Regions from separate parts of the Homo sapiens genome. Here region 2 is linked to region 1. Evidence: chromatin contacts called from ENCODE Hi-C or POLR2A ChIA-PET data. All regions are on one chromosome and are shown on one strand. Each heading gives the region's core, a stretch centred on a gene start or an enhancer-like site at or near the end of the contact. The rest is flanking DNA. Distances are from core to core; before and after follow the strand shown. Region 1 overlaps TRAF3IP1 (TRAF3 interacting protein 1). Region 2 overlaps ASB1 (ankyrin repeat and SOCS box containing 1).

What was found. Hi-C counts contacts between places; a loop is a spot of excess contacts on that map. ChIA-PET counts read pairs that join two places held with the same protein, here RNA polymerase II (POLR2A). Pooled maps may share reads with other maps.
Region 2: a loop to region 1 is called in a map of heart right ventricle, with 1.9 times the contacts of the local background. The contact joins two enhancer-like sites. A Hi-C loop is called at or near these places in 6 of 168 maps with a recorded cell type or tissue (OCI-LY7, gastrocnemius medialis, heart right ventricle and 3 more), 1 of 37 single-sample maps with no recorded cell type and 3 of 50 pooled maps. POLR2A ChIA-PET finds 5 or more read pairs at or near these places in 4 of 52 experiments (BJ, HepG2, MCF 10A and 1 more).

The regions. Positions count from the first base shown.
Region 1 is chr2:238,388,720-238,394,907 of GRCh38, forward strand. All of the region lies in intron 15 of TRAF3IP1 (TRAF3 interacting protein 1), which reads left to right. Among named protein-coding and RNA genes, the nearest start is that of ASB1, 35 kb to the right of the region's middle. Within about 2 kb of position 1,317, at least 13 of the 41 ENCODE cell types and tissues checked have a DNase peak (open chromatin) inside an H3K27ac peak, as active enhancers do; they include gastrocnemius medialis, where a contact is called at or near this core.
Region 2 is chr2:238,436,147-238,442,882 of GRCh38, forward strand. The region is part of intron 3 of ASB1 (ankyrin repeat and SOCS box containing 1); the gene reads left to right. Among named protein-coding and RNA genes, the nearest start is that of ASB1, 13 kb to the left of the region's middle. RefSeq lists enhancers at 2,878-4,077, 4,290-4,791, 4,792-5,291. Within about 2 kb of position 3,390, at least 15 of the 41 ENCODE cell types and tissues checked have a DNase peak (open chromatin) inside an H3K27ac peak, as active enhancers do; they include gastrocnemius medialis, where a contact is called at or near this core.

The sequences.
Region 1 (6,188 bases), core at 67-2,566:
TAACCTCTGCATCCTGGGCTCAAGCAATCTTCCCACCTCAGCCTCCTAGGTAGCCAGGACCACAAACATGCACCACTATGCCTGGATAATTTTTTATAGAGATGGAGTTTCACCACGTTGTCCAGGCTGGTTTCAAACTCCTGGGCTCAAGCCATCTGCCCGCCTTGGCCTTCCAAAGTGCTGGCATTACAGCGTGAGCCACTGCGCCCAGCCTAGAAAACAAACTTTTGACAGGTTGCATATAAATCAATTCCTGAGGTCATGAGAGAGTATGTTATTTGAAGCAAATACATACTCTTTTGATTTATTGCCCACCTCCCCACCCTACAATTAATCAGGCTTTTGTTTATTGGGTTTGCTTAATGTCGGGTAGAGCTCTGCTCAGGAGTGTGGCTGAGCAGTCACATCCAGCAGCGGGGCAGGGCAGCGGTCAGAGGCCTCCATTCCCATGTGCCCTGGATCCTGCTTCCGAGAGGGACTTCTGGCAGCATTAAAGACCAGACTTCTGAGACATTTTTTTTTACATTTTATTTTGTTTTAGATTTGGGGGTACATGGGCATGCTTGTTAATGGGTAGGGACTTGGCTTCTCGTGTACCCATCACCCAGTAGTGAATGTTGCACCCAGTGGGTAATTTTTCAACCCTCCCCCTCCCAACCCTCCCGCATTTTGGAGTACTCAGTGTCTATTATTTCCATCTTCATTTTTTAAATTTTATTTTAAGATATTTTAAAAATAATACTTTTGGCCGGGTGCAGTGGCTCACATCTGTAATCCCAGCACTTTGGGAGGCCAAGGTGGGTAGATCACTTGAGGTCAGGAGTTCAAGACCAGCCTGACCAACATGGTGAAACCCCATCTCTACTAAAAATACAGAAATTAGCCAGATGTGGTAGCAGGCACCTGTAATCTCAACTACTTGGGAGGCTGAGGCAGAAGAATCTCTTGAACCTGGGAGGTGGAGGTTGCAATGAGCTGAGATTGCACCACTGTACTCCAGCCTGGGTGACAGAGTGAGACTCCATCTCAAATAATAATAATAATAATAATAATAATAATAGTAATAATTCTCTTGAAGGATTGCAGTTGAAATTCAAATAAATCTCTAAGGTCAATAATGTGTATTTATATGACTTATAATCAATAACTATAAATTTAAAAATCACTAGAAGTGCAAATGCCCATGTTTCTGAGGACAAGTGTGTGTGTGGTAAAATGCAAATAAAATAGTCCCAGAAATAACTGTTCGCTTGAGAAATCTTGGAAGCATTTTCTGAAAAGTGTGTGCGCACGTGAGCACATGAAGTGGCCCAACGCTGAGCTGCCTTGCCAGAGGCCTTCCTGCCAGAAGGCAGCTGAGTAAACAGTCTTTAGCCCGCAGGAAAAGGGAGGCCAGCCAGGTAGGAGGCAGGAGGGGACAAGAGGGGTGACTTTGTGTCCCCTTGAAACACACGTGGGCTGCCACCTCTCTGTTTGCCTAACTTGGAGAAACTGCCTTTAGACACTGGATCCATGGTGAGGGTGCCACAAAAAGGTGCCGTGGGTGGTTCTGCGATGTTCACAGCAGACTTCCTCTGAGCTCAGGATCACCAACCTTTCAGCGGAGAAAAGAGCTTTGAGATGAATTTCATAGCTGTGGGTTATTTATATTCTTAAAATGGAGATGGAGAAGGAAGTGTGTCGATGAGGAAGGTAAATTACATTTTAATGAAAGAACTTGCCTGGACATGACAGCTTGTTAGGTGGTGCTGATAATATCTATAAATACTTTTTTCACTGTGCGCTAAAGTATTCCAAACATGCCTGGCTAAGAATGTTTCATAGCCAACAAGTTGACAGGAGGTAAAATAACTGTATCAGTGCACAGGAAAAAGCACCCATGCCTTGTCCTGGGGGCACTTGCAACTTGCTTCTTTCTGGGGAATAAATTTACGATAATGGTTAACATCTACTTGAGGGTTTACTATGTGTGAGGCACTGAACTGCTTACTTTATATTATCCCATTTAATGTTACCTGAAGGATAAATATTATTATTTCCATTTTCTTGTGAGGAAGCTGAGGTACAGAGAGGTCATTCCAAGGTCATAAAGTTAGGAGGTGGTGAGGCTGGGTTGTACCAGCCCCTGGAACCACAAGGCACTGACTGCGGGTCCTGCTGCCCCCGAATCCTCCTATGGTCTAGGTGGTTTTAGGTCATATTTTGTGTAATGACAGATTTCCTTTCCTTTTCTTTTCTTTTTTCTTTTTTGAGAAAAAAGGGTTTCGCTCTGTTGCCCAGGCTGGAGTACAGTGGCACAGTCTTGGCTCACTGCAACCTTCTCCTCCTGGGCTCAGGCAATCCTCCCTGCTTAGCCTCCTGAGGAGCTGGGACTACAGGTGTGCACCACCACGCCTTGGTAATTTTTGTATTTTTTTTGTAGAGGCAGGGTTTCACCATGTTGGCCAGGCTGGTCTCAAATTTCTGGCCTCAAGTGATCTGCCCACCTCAGCCTCCCAAATTGCTGGGATTACCGGCATGAGCCAACACACCCAGCCATGACAGATTTTCAATAATTAACACAGCAGGGGCAGTCATCTAATTCCTGTGTGGGGGTAATAGATCCTCAAACTACTATTGGATTAAAAGTCTTTAAAAACAAGGTTGTTTTTATCTGGAAAATTGTTGATATATCTACATGAGCAACATATAACTCGAGGTCTGTCATCAGAGAGGTGTGCTTTTTAAAGCAAATAATCACGGCTTGATGCGTTCACGCTGCCCCTGCTGTGTTAAATGAAAGCTTGAAAATTGCCAGAGTGTTGGTGTTTTGCAGCAATGTATTCCAGTGCCTTTATGCTAATAATAAAACCTGTCCTGACTATCACAATCCCAGCCCAAGTGTACTTATTTTAAAGTCTTAATCTCTTAAACATAAATTATAAGCTTTAAGATTAGTGTTCCAAATTCTGCTTGGTCCTGTGCAATAGAAATATGAGGAGTTTGGCCAGATTACCTCTTAGTGTCTTTTTCTACATTGTAACTCTCCAATTTTGTAAGATATTTGTTTATATTAGTCTCCTACCTTAAGGTCCATGCCCTAAACATTTTTATATTAGAGTTAACACGATGCCAAATGCACAGGAATTACTTGATAGTCATTATGAATGGGTTTTAATAGAAGTTTGAATTTCTTAACTAAGTCAATGAGACATTTACTAATTTGTGTATAATAAAGACAATATATTTTTCTCTTGGGAAGTAGCTTATTTTATTGAATTCATTTCAGTCATTTAGCGTCTTAATTTAAAGGCATTTTATATAGCCTTTTAGAAATTAAACGTTTGATATAACCATAGATTCATATCCAGTTATAAGAAATAATAGACGCCCAGGTGTGGTGGCACGTGCCTGTAGCCCCAGCTACTTTGGCAGGCTGAGGCAGGAGAATCGCTTGAGCCCAGGAGTTTGCGTTCAGCCTGGGCAACACAGTGAAACCCTGTAAAGAAAAAATAGTAGAAAAAGAAATAATAGAGATATACTGTATGCCTTTTGCCCACTTTCCCCCAGTGATAACATCTTACAGAACCATAGTACATTGTCAACCAGGATATTGACAATGAAACAGGATCCAGAACATTTGTATCACCTCAAAGATCCCTCTTGTTGCCTTTTTATAGCCACACCCTCTTCCCCCACCTCGAACTCTTCCTTCACCCCCAGCTACCACCATCAGTTCTCCATTTCTGTAACTTTGTCTTTCCAGAATCTTGTGTAAAAGGAATCCTACAGCATGTAACCTCTTGGGATTCACTTTTCTTATTCCTAATCCTCTGAGGGCCATCCAGTTTGTTCCATGGATTAGCAGTCTGTTCCTTTTTTTTTTTTCTTGAGACGGAGTTTTGCTCTTGTTGCCCAGGCTGGAGTGCAATGGCGTGATCTCGGCTCACTGCAACCTCGCCCCCCCACCCGGGTTCAAGGGATTCTTCTGCCTCAGCCTCCCGAGTAGCTGGGATTACAGGCATGCGCCACCGCGCCCAGCTAACTTTGTATTTTTAGTATAGATGGGGTTTTGCCATGTTGGTCAGGCTGGTCTCGAACTCCTGACCTCAGGTGATCTGCCTGCCTCAGCCTCCCAAAGTGCTGGGATTGCAGGCATGAGCCACCATGCCTGGCCAGTCTGTTCCTTTTTATTGGTAGATAGTTTTCCCTGGTGTGGATGCACCACAGTTTAGTTAACCAATTACCTATCGAAGGACACGGGGGTTGTTTCCAGTTTGTGGCTACTTTGATTAAAGCATCCGCATGCATTTGTATACAGGTTTTTCTATAAACATGAATTTTCATTTGTTTGGATAAGTGTCCAGGAGTACAACTGTTGGTTGATACTGTAGTTGCATGTTTAGTTTTATAGGAAACTGCCAAACTGTGTTCCAGAGTGGCCATATCTTTTTACATTCCTGTCAGCAATGAGTGATCCAGTTTTCCCTAACCAGCATTTGGTGTTGTCACTATTTTTTATTTTAGCCATTCTGATTGTTGTGTGGTGATGGCTCATTGTGGTTTGAATTCGCATTTCCCTAATGCCTAATGATTTCAAACATATTTTCATGTGTGTGTTGGCCATCCTTATATCTTCTTCAGTGAAATGTGTCTTTTGCCCATTTTCTAATTGAATTATTTGCTTTCTTGCTGTTGTGTTTTAAGAGTTCTTTGCATATTCTAGCTATAAGTCCTTTATTGGATGTGTGATTTGCAGTTGTTTTTGCTCATTCTGTGACTTACCTTTGCGGCTTCTTCCCAGGGTCTTTCGCAGAGCAAACATTTGAAATTTTTGTCATGCTTTTGGTGTCAAGTCTTCGAACTCTTTGCCTAGTCCTAGATCCCAAAGACTTTTTCCTCCTGTGTTTTTTATCTTAAAGTTTTATAGATTATATTTAAATCCATAGTCCATTTCGAGTTAATTTTTGTTTAAGATATGAGATTAGGTCAACGTTTTGTTTGTTTTTTGGCTTATGGATGTCCACTTAACCCAGTGCCAAATGGTGCAAAGCTCTCTCTGCCACTAAATTGCTTTTGTACCTTTGTCAAAGATTGCTTGGGCATATGGACATATTCGTATGGATCTACTTTTGGATTCTGTGTTCTGTTCATTTGATCTATGTCCCTCTGTCAATACTGCACTGTCTTGATTACTGTAATTGTATAAAAAGACTTGAAGCCTACGCGGTGGCTCACACCTGTAATCCCAGCACTTTGGGAGGCCGAGATGGGAGGATCACCTTAGCTCAGGAGTTTGACACCAACCTGGCCAACATGGTGAAATCCCATGTCTACTAAAACAAAAATTAGCTGGGCATGCTGGTGTGCGCCTGTGATCCCAGCTACTTGGGAGGCCGAGGCAGGAGAATCGCTTGAATCTGGGAGGCAGAGGTTGCAATGAGCCAAGATCACACAACTGCACTCCAGCCTGGGCGACAGAGTGAGACTCCGTTTCAAAAAAAAGCCTTGAAATTGGGTAGACTGGTTATTTCTGTCTTTATTCTTTTTCTGAAAATGTTTTAGCTATTGTAGTTCCTTTGCCTTTCTGTATACATTTTAGGATAATCTTGTCTATACAAAAACATTGGCTGCAAGTTTGGTAGGATTTGCATTAAACATGCGTATCGGTTTGGGGAAAATTCATGTCTTTACTGTGTCCTGTCTTCCATTCCATGGACACAGTGTGTCTTCTCATTTATTTAGATTTCCTTTGATTTCTTTCATCTGCATTGTTTCGTTTTCCATTTCCAAGTCCTATACATGTTTTGTTAGATTTACAACTAAGGATAGTCTTCTATTGAACAATTGTCAATGGCATTGTATTTTTAATTGCAGTGTCCATGTTTTCATTGCTCATACATAGAAATATAGTTGATTTTCATATGCTCATCTTGTATACTACAACCTTGCTGAACTCACTTATTAGTTGTATGAGTTTTACGTTTTACTTAAAGTCCCAATTATTTAACACTTTCTATGTGCCAGGCATTATGCTAAAGCTTTCTTGTACTTGTCCAAGCCAGTAAATGGTGGAACTAGGATCTTCATACATAAATCATTTATCCACTTCATTAGTTCATTTCACAAATTCTTAGGCAGAGCTTATGTGAATCACAGTGAATCTAGGCACAAGGTCCTGCCCTCCTGAGCCCACAGTCTGAAACTAG
Region 2 (6,736 bases), core at 2,140-4,639, 50 kb after region 1:
TCTTGGCTTTATCAGGTCTCTTTGTTTTTTGGCTTACCTGTTCCTTTATATTTACTTTTATCTTTTTCTAATTTTTAGTTTTTTTTCCCTTTTGAGTTGACTGCTTATTCATTTTTTCTTAAGAATGCAAACTTGCAACGTTAATTTACCTTTTACTATAGTTTTGACCATCCTCTCTAGGCTTTTTCCTTATTATTTAAATAGCTCTAATTGAAGTTGATTTCCTCTTTGTTCTTAGAGTTATGGAAGATAAGGTTTTAATAATGCTTTTTGTTGTATTATGCTCAGATAATATGGACCAGATAGTTTTCATTTTGGGGATTCTTTGACGTAAAAAAATTATTATTATTATTATTTTTGTTTAGTTTTTGAGGTGGGGTCTTACTTTGTTGCCCAGGCTTGAGTGCTGTGGCGTGATCATAGCTCACTGCAGCCTCAAACTCCTGGGCTCAAGTGACCCTCCTGCCTTAGCCTCCTTAGTAGCTGACACTACAGGTGTGCACCACAATGCTGGCTTCTTCTTATTTTTTAATGTCAGACTACATTGTTGTGAATGCTTGAAACAAGTACATGACCATGGGTGTTTTGTTTACATATTATACTTTGTTAGGTTAGCACTCTCTCTCTCTTTTTTTTTTTTACATTTTTGTCATTGGATCTGCCAGAAATTTAAAGAATTCTGTTAGTCTCTGATCACATTTTTGATTTTGCCATTTTTTCCCCTTGTACTTTGAATAGGTTTTGCTTTGAAAATTTTGATGCTAATTGAACTCATAAAAGTTCCTGCTTACATATTATGCTCTATCAAAACAAGAGTACTATTAGTTTTATTTAAGGCCCATTTACATGGCATTATGTAATATTTAGTTTTAACCCTAGGGAGTTTCAGTAGTTCTGTTTGTGCTTGTGTAGAACCATTTGTCTAGGAGTTTTTGCTTTTTAATACAGTGAACATTATTGCTATAGCTGATGTTGGGGTCTGTTTCTGTTATCTTTCTGTTTTGTAACTGTTTCCATTTGATATCTTTTCTTCTTATATGTTGTTTTTTTCTTTCCTCTTCCATTATACTAGGTTTACAGTCTTATTTTATTTTATTTTTTTTGAGACAGAGTCTTGCAGTGTTGCCCAGGCTGGAGTGCAGTGGCGCGATCTTGGCTCACTGCAACCTCCGCCTCCTGGGTTCAAGCAGTTCTCCTTCCTTAGCCTCCTGAGTAGCTGGGACTACAGGTGCCCACCACCATGGCCAGCTAATTTTTGTATTTTTGGTAGAGATGGGGTTTCACCATGTCAGCCAGGATGGTCTCGATCTTCTGACCTCGTGATCCGCCCGCCTCGGCCTCCCAAAGTGCTGGTATTACAGGCGTGAGCCACAGTGCCTGGCCTACAGTCTTATTTTAATCATACTAACGGTTGCCTTTTTTTTTTTCTTTTTCAACCAGATTGTTTTTATTTTTCATGTTTCTAGTGACTTCTTTCCAGCAAAGATGCTTTTTTCCCTCTTTTACTCTGGAGACCAAATTGCTCTGCATTTGGACAGGGTGCAGTTTAGGTAGCTGGTTCTCAGGGAAATTTTTCTGTATTGAAAAGGATTAGGTAAGGGTTCTGTTGTTATAGGCTGCAGCCAGGGTGGCTCTGATGAGCAGGGACCTGGGATTCCCTTTACCCAGCACAGAATATGGTCTTTAAATTAGGTACTGAGAATATGTTTTTCCTGTTGAAGGGTTTTATAAATTAAATAGCTACACAATTGGCTTTTGGGAGGCTAAAGAAATGAGAGTGGTAAGGTTGTTATGTTAGAGGGTGATAAAGCTGCAAGGCTTTTTCCCTCTTTTTAAGGATTTCTAACCTGATTATCTAAGCTACTTCAGTCCCTTGTCTTTGCACCTTGGAGAATGTAAGCTATTAATTTGGAAATGCTTTTGAGTAGGATCAATCAGTGAAATTCCATGTTGGTTCCAGAAAGCCCTTTGGGTATTTCAGTCAATTCATGATGCACAACTGCTTTGAGTTACCTGCAGGCTGCCCGAGAAGTACATATACAGATGCCCTTCATTTTTTTTTTTTTTTTTTGAGACGGAGTCTCACCCTGTCGTCCAGGCTGGAGTGCAGTGGCGCTATCTCGGTTCACTGCAATCTCCGCCTCCAGGGTTCACACCATTCTCCTGCCTCAGCCTCCCAAGTAGCTGGGACTACAGGCACCCACCACCATGCCCGGCTATTTTTTTTGTATTTTTAGTTGAGACAGGGTTTCACCATGTTAGCCAGGATGGTCTTGATCTCCTGACCTTGTGATCCGCCCGCCTCGGCCTCCCAAAGTGCTGGGATTACGGGCGTGAGCCACCGCGCCCGGCCACAGATGCCCTTCTTGCGAAAACGTTACTAAGACATCTTACTCCCTCACTGGAGCACGGGACATTACTTTCACAAGGTGGTACCAAGAACATATATTATTCTATTAAAAAGTTTTCTATATTCTAAATTCTAAGATAATTGACACTTGGATAGTAGAGTGATACGGTTAAGTTACTGAACAGTGATGTTTTCTGGAAATAACTTAGCTTCTGCCTTCCCTGTGCCAGTTCCCCCTTAGGGCTCTCATCTTTCACTGTTGCAATTTTCTGTCCCTCTGTAAGTCACCTCCATTTTGTTATTTGTAAATTCACTTGATATGTATTGCCCATATTTTAGAAAAAAGGTACAGAGTGGTATTTCTGTATGTGCAAAAGTTATATTGATTTATTGAGTTCTCCCAGTGCTTCCTTGCCAGTGATATTAAAAGCAATAGAGGAATTTGGAAAATATTCAGGATTAAAATTAACTGGATCTCATCCAGTATATTTTTATGAGTGGATGAAGGGCTATCTTTCCCACAGCTCAGCTAATACCAGATTGTCATATTGCCCAAAATTACAAACGTTTTGGAAGATTTTCCCTAAGAATAAGCAGAAAAAAACCATCACTGCTTGAGATCTAGTTTTCCTTTGCTTAATTGGTTGGGTGTATGAAATGAAATATCAATTTCTTGTTGGCTCTGTGTGTTTTAGAATACTTCCCCTGTCACTCCTAGAATGTCTTTGAGAGTGGGTGGTGTTTGTGTTTGTAGTGGAAGCTTCATTGTCATGTGAGTGTGTTGGTTGGAGAGTGGGTGGTGTTTGTGTTTGTAGTGGAAGCCTCGTTGTCATGTGAGCGTGTTGGTCCGTGTGCTGGTCCTCAGGCCTGTGCTTCCTGAAAGCAGCAGTTTTGGTTCCAGGGGAGCGTTTCTCTGGACACTCAGGATGGTGCTGAGGAGACGGTTAGAAAGCGTGGCTGCTGGCCTTACCTGTTGGCGAGCGCTGTGATTGCGGCATGGAAGGTGACGCAGTTCTGTCCTCCCTGCACCCTGCGTGTTCTGGTCCCGTCATCGCTGCTCCCCACATATTGTCCTTTCCTATTACAAATGAAATACTTTGGTGGTGACGAATCTTGTGAGACATTGTGGGACTGTGTGGGCTGATGAAAGCTCAAGAAAACAGGTGCCAACTCTAATGTTGACTCAGATTAGAGTCATGTCATGCGTTTTGGGCAGGAATCGCAAAGGGAGGTTGTGTTCGCATTCCCCTCTTATCAGGCTGCGTGTGATCGCAGTGTGTCCATTACTGCCGATACTCACTTCCGTTATTTGATTAAGGTGGTGCCTGCCATGTTTCGCTCCCGTAAAGCTATTCCTTTTCTCTCTGTAAGTAGTATTTTGAGGAGAGGTGCTTTACAACCATGTATATGTCCTGTTCATCTCAGATTTTTAATTTGTTCATTTATTAATTTGTTAGTATAGACTCATGGTTTCTGATATTATCCAATGAGTTATAATTCATTATTATTGTTACTTATTTTGATATTCGTATTGTCTCAGTTTGTCTACTGAGAGCTGCTTCAAGCCATCTCTGTCCTTTTAACATGACCTTAGTCATTCTGTGAGCAGCTCCTCACTTTCTCCTGTAACAAGATATTCTCGGCTCATCTTGCACTTTGACTGCCTCAGTCCTGGAATAAGTCATTTCTCCTAGGAGTCCTGGTTTCTTTTAGTGAAGAATGGTGTGCAGAACCCTATATTTGGACACTAGGAGTGCCTATTGCTTTTGGGGTATCACTGTTTTCATGCCCTCCTATTGGACCAAGCTAAGGTTGTATGTACATTCCACATTTCTGTTTATATTTCTTTATATACATGGACAGGAGTTCACCTGGCTACCTTTAATCCAGGCTCATGCCACAAGGTTCATCCTAGTTTTCTGCCTTTCGCGTTTACTATTCTCCTTTCACCAGTGAGAAACCCAGTTCCCCTGCCCTCCACATACTGCCTGTGTTGTCCTGTTGTCCCCTGTGTGGCACCAGCCAGCCCCCCTTTTGCTGCCTCTTCCCATACATGGCTCCTGACCTGTTTGGGCTCTCACCTCTCATGCCAGGTGGCCTTCTCACCTTGTCAGGACTCTGACTCTGAGCCAGGGCCCCCTCATTGACTGATCCCTGTTCAGAGTGAAAATGATTGGTAGTTTGCACTTGCCCTGGAAGAACCCTAAACGTCTGATAGAGAGCCGTATATTTGGTCATCTCTGAGTACAGTGACAAGGACAAGTAAAGTAAATGGAGTCATTTAGAGATTGGCTTTGGTGGAGAATGAGGCTTCTAAGTCAGGTGGCTCCTACACCTGCCCTATGTGAGATTTGTTTCCTCCCATCGGGCTGTCACTGGGGATTAGGAGGGGCGGCCTAGGGGTTACCTCACTCATGGCTGTGTACATGCCCACGTGGAGAGCTGTGTGACGCTGCCCTGCCGACAAGCTGTGCGTCCTGGCCTGGGGCCTTCCAGGTGAACGTGACGCTGGGAGTGGTCTGTGCTAATCATGGGAGTCTGGATGTTTAGTGTGCCTGAAAAGAAAGATGTCCTAGTGGGCAGCGCATCATGGCGCCAGCTGGATACCTGATTGAGTTCATGCGTTTCTTTTTGCTTTCAATTTTTTTTTTTTTTTTTGAGATGGAGTCTCGCTCTGTTGCCCAGGCTAGAGAAGTGGCATGATCTCAGCTTACTGCAACCTCTGCCCCCTGGGTTCAAGCAATTCTCCTGCTTCAGTCTCCTGAGTAGCTGAGATTACAGGTGCCCGCCACCACACTTAGTTAATTTTTGTATTTTTAGTAGAGACGGGGTTTTGCCACGTTGGTCAGGCTGGTCTCGAACTCCTGGCCTCAAGTGATCTGCCTGCCTTGGCCTCCTGAAGCGCTGGGATTACAGGCATGAGCCACCGCGCTTGGCCAAGGTATAAATTTTTGGAAATCTAGCTTGTATCCTTGTCTCCTTGATCCTGTTCTCTCCCTCCCCAGTAGATAACCATTTAAAAAGTTCCATGGTTTACCATAAGCACACTGCAACCTCCTCCCCCACAGAAACAGTAGTGGACTGTACACTTTCACTGTGCTGCTTTCCCTCCCTCTTCCTGTGCTCGGAGGCTGCTCCGGAGCAGTGTACAGCGACCCCCTCACTCCTTTTCAGAGCTGCACAGCGTGGCGTTGTGCAGATGAGCTGCAGTTCATTCAGCCAGTCCCGTTAGTGGACACGTGGGTGGTTTACTGTCTCCAGCTGTTAGGGATGGTGCTTTAATGAATTGCCTTGTGCATACATCTTTCCATAGTTTTGCAGATGTATTTTGGAAATAGATCCCGAGCAGTGTGATTGATGGGTCAAAGGGTAAATGCATATGTAATTTTGCTAGCGATTGACAGATTGCCCACTCCACAGGGGGAAAGTTCACTTTTCATTGCTCAAACAATGAATGAGATTTCCTGTTTCCTAAAAGCCTGGTCAATAAATTTTTGGATTTTTCCCAATCTGATAGGTGAGAAGTGATATCTCAGAATAGTTTTAATTTGCATTTCTGTTCCGAGTGAGGCTGAGTGTGTTTTCATGTGGCTAAGAGCCATTTGTAGCTGTCCATCTCTCTAAATTTTTTTTTTTTTTTTTTGAGATGAAGTCTCGCTCTGTTGCCCAGGCTGGAGTGCAGTACCATCTCAGCTCACTGCAACCTCCGCCTCCCGGGTTGAAGCAATTCTGCCTCAGCCTCCCGAGTAGCTGGGATGACAGGCACACCCACACCCGGCTAATTTTTGTGTTTTTAGTAGAGATGGGGTTTCGTCATGTTGGCCAGGCTGGTCTTGAACTCCTGACCTCAGATGATCCACCTGCCTTGGCCTCCTAAAGTGCTGGGATTACAGGCATGAGCCACCACGCCCCGCCCCATCTCTCTAATTTTTCTGTAGGGCTATTGATCTTTTTCTTCTAGAAGCTCTTTATACGTTAAGGGTATTAACCCTTTGTAACCTTTTCCCCCAATTTTTCATTGCTTGTTTTACTTTTACTTACGTTGTTTTGTCATGCTTATGCTATGCAAGAGTTTTTCTTTTAAAAATTTTCATGTTAAAAACATTTTATTTGTGGATTTTGTGTCAGAATTAGGCAAATTTTACTTAGAGGTTTTTTTCTAGTTTTTGCATGGTTTCATATTTTACGTTTTAAGTTATGGTCAGTTTGGAATTTATTCCAGTATATGCTATGGTGAATGGATATACTTTTACCTTTTTCCATATGGATGTCCAGTTACCCCAAAAAACACTTAGTAAAACATCTACACCCTCCCTTGTTTGAGATACTGCCTTTATCATATATGAAATTTCTATGTGCAATTTGGCCCATTTCAAGATTTTCTGT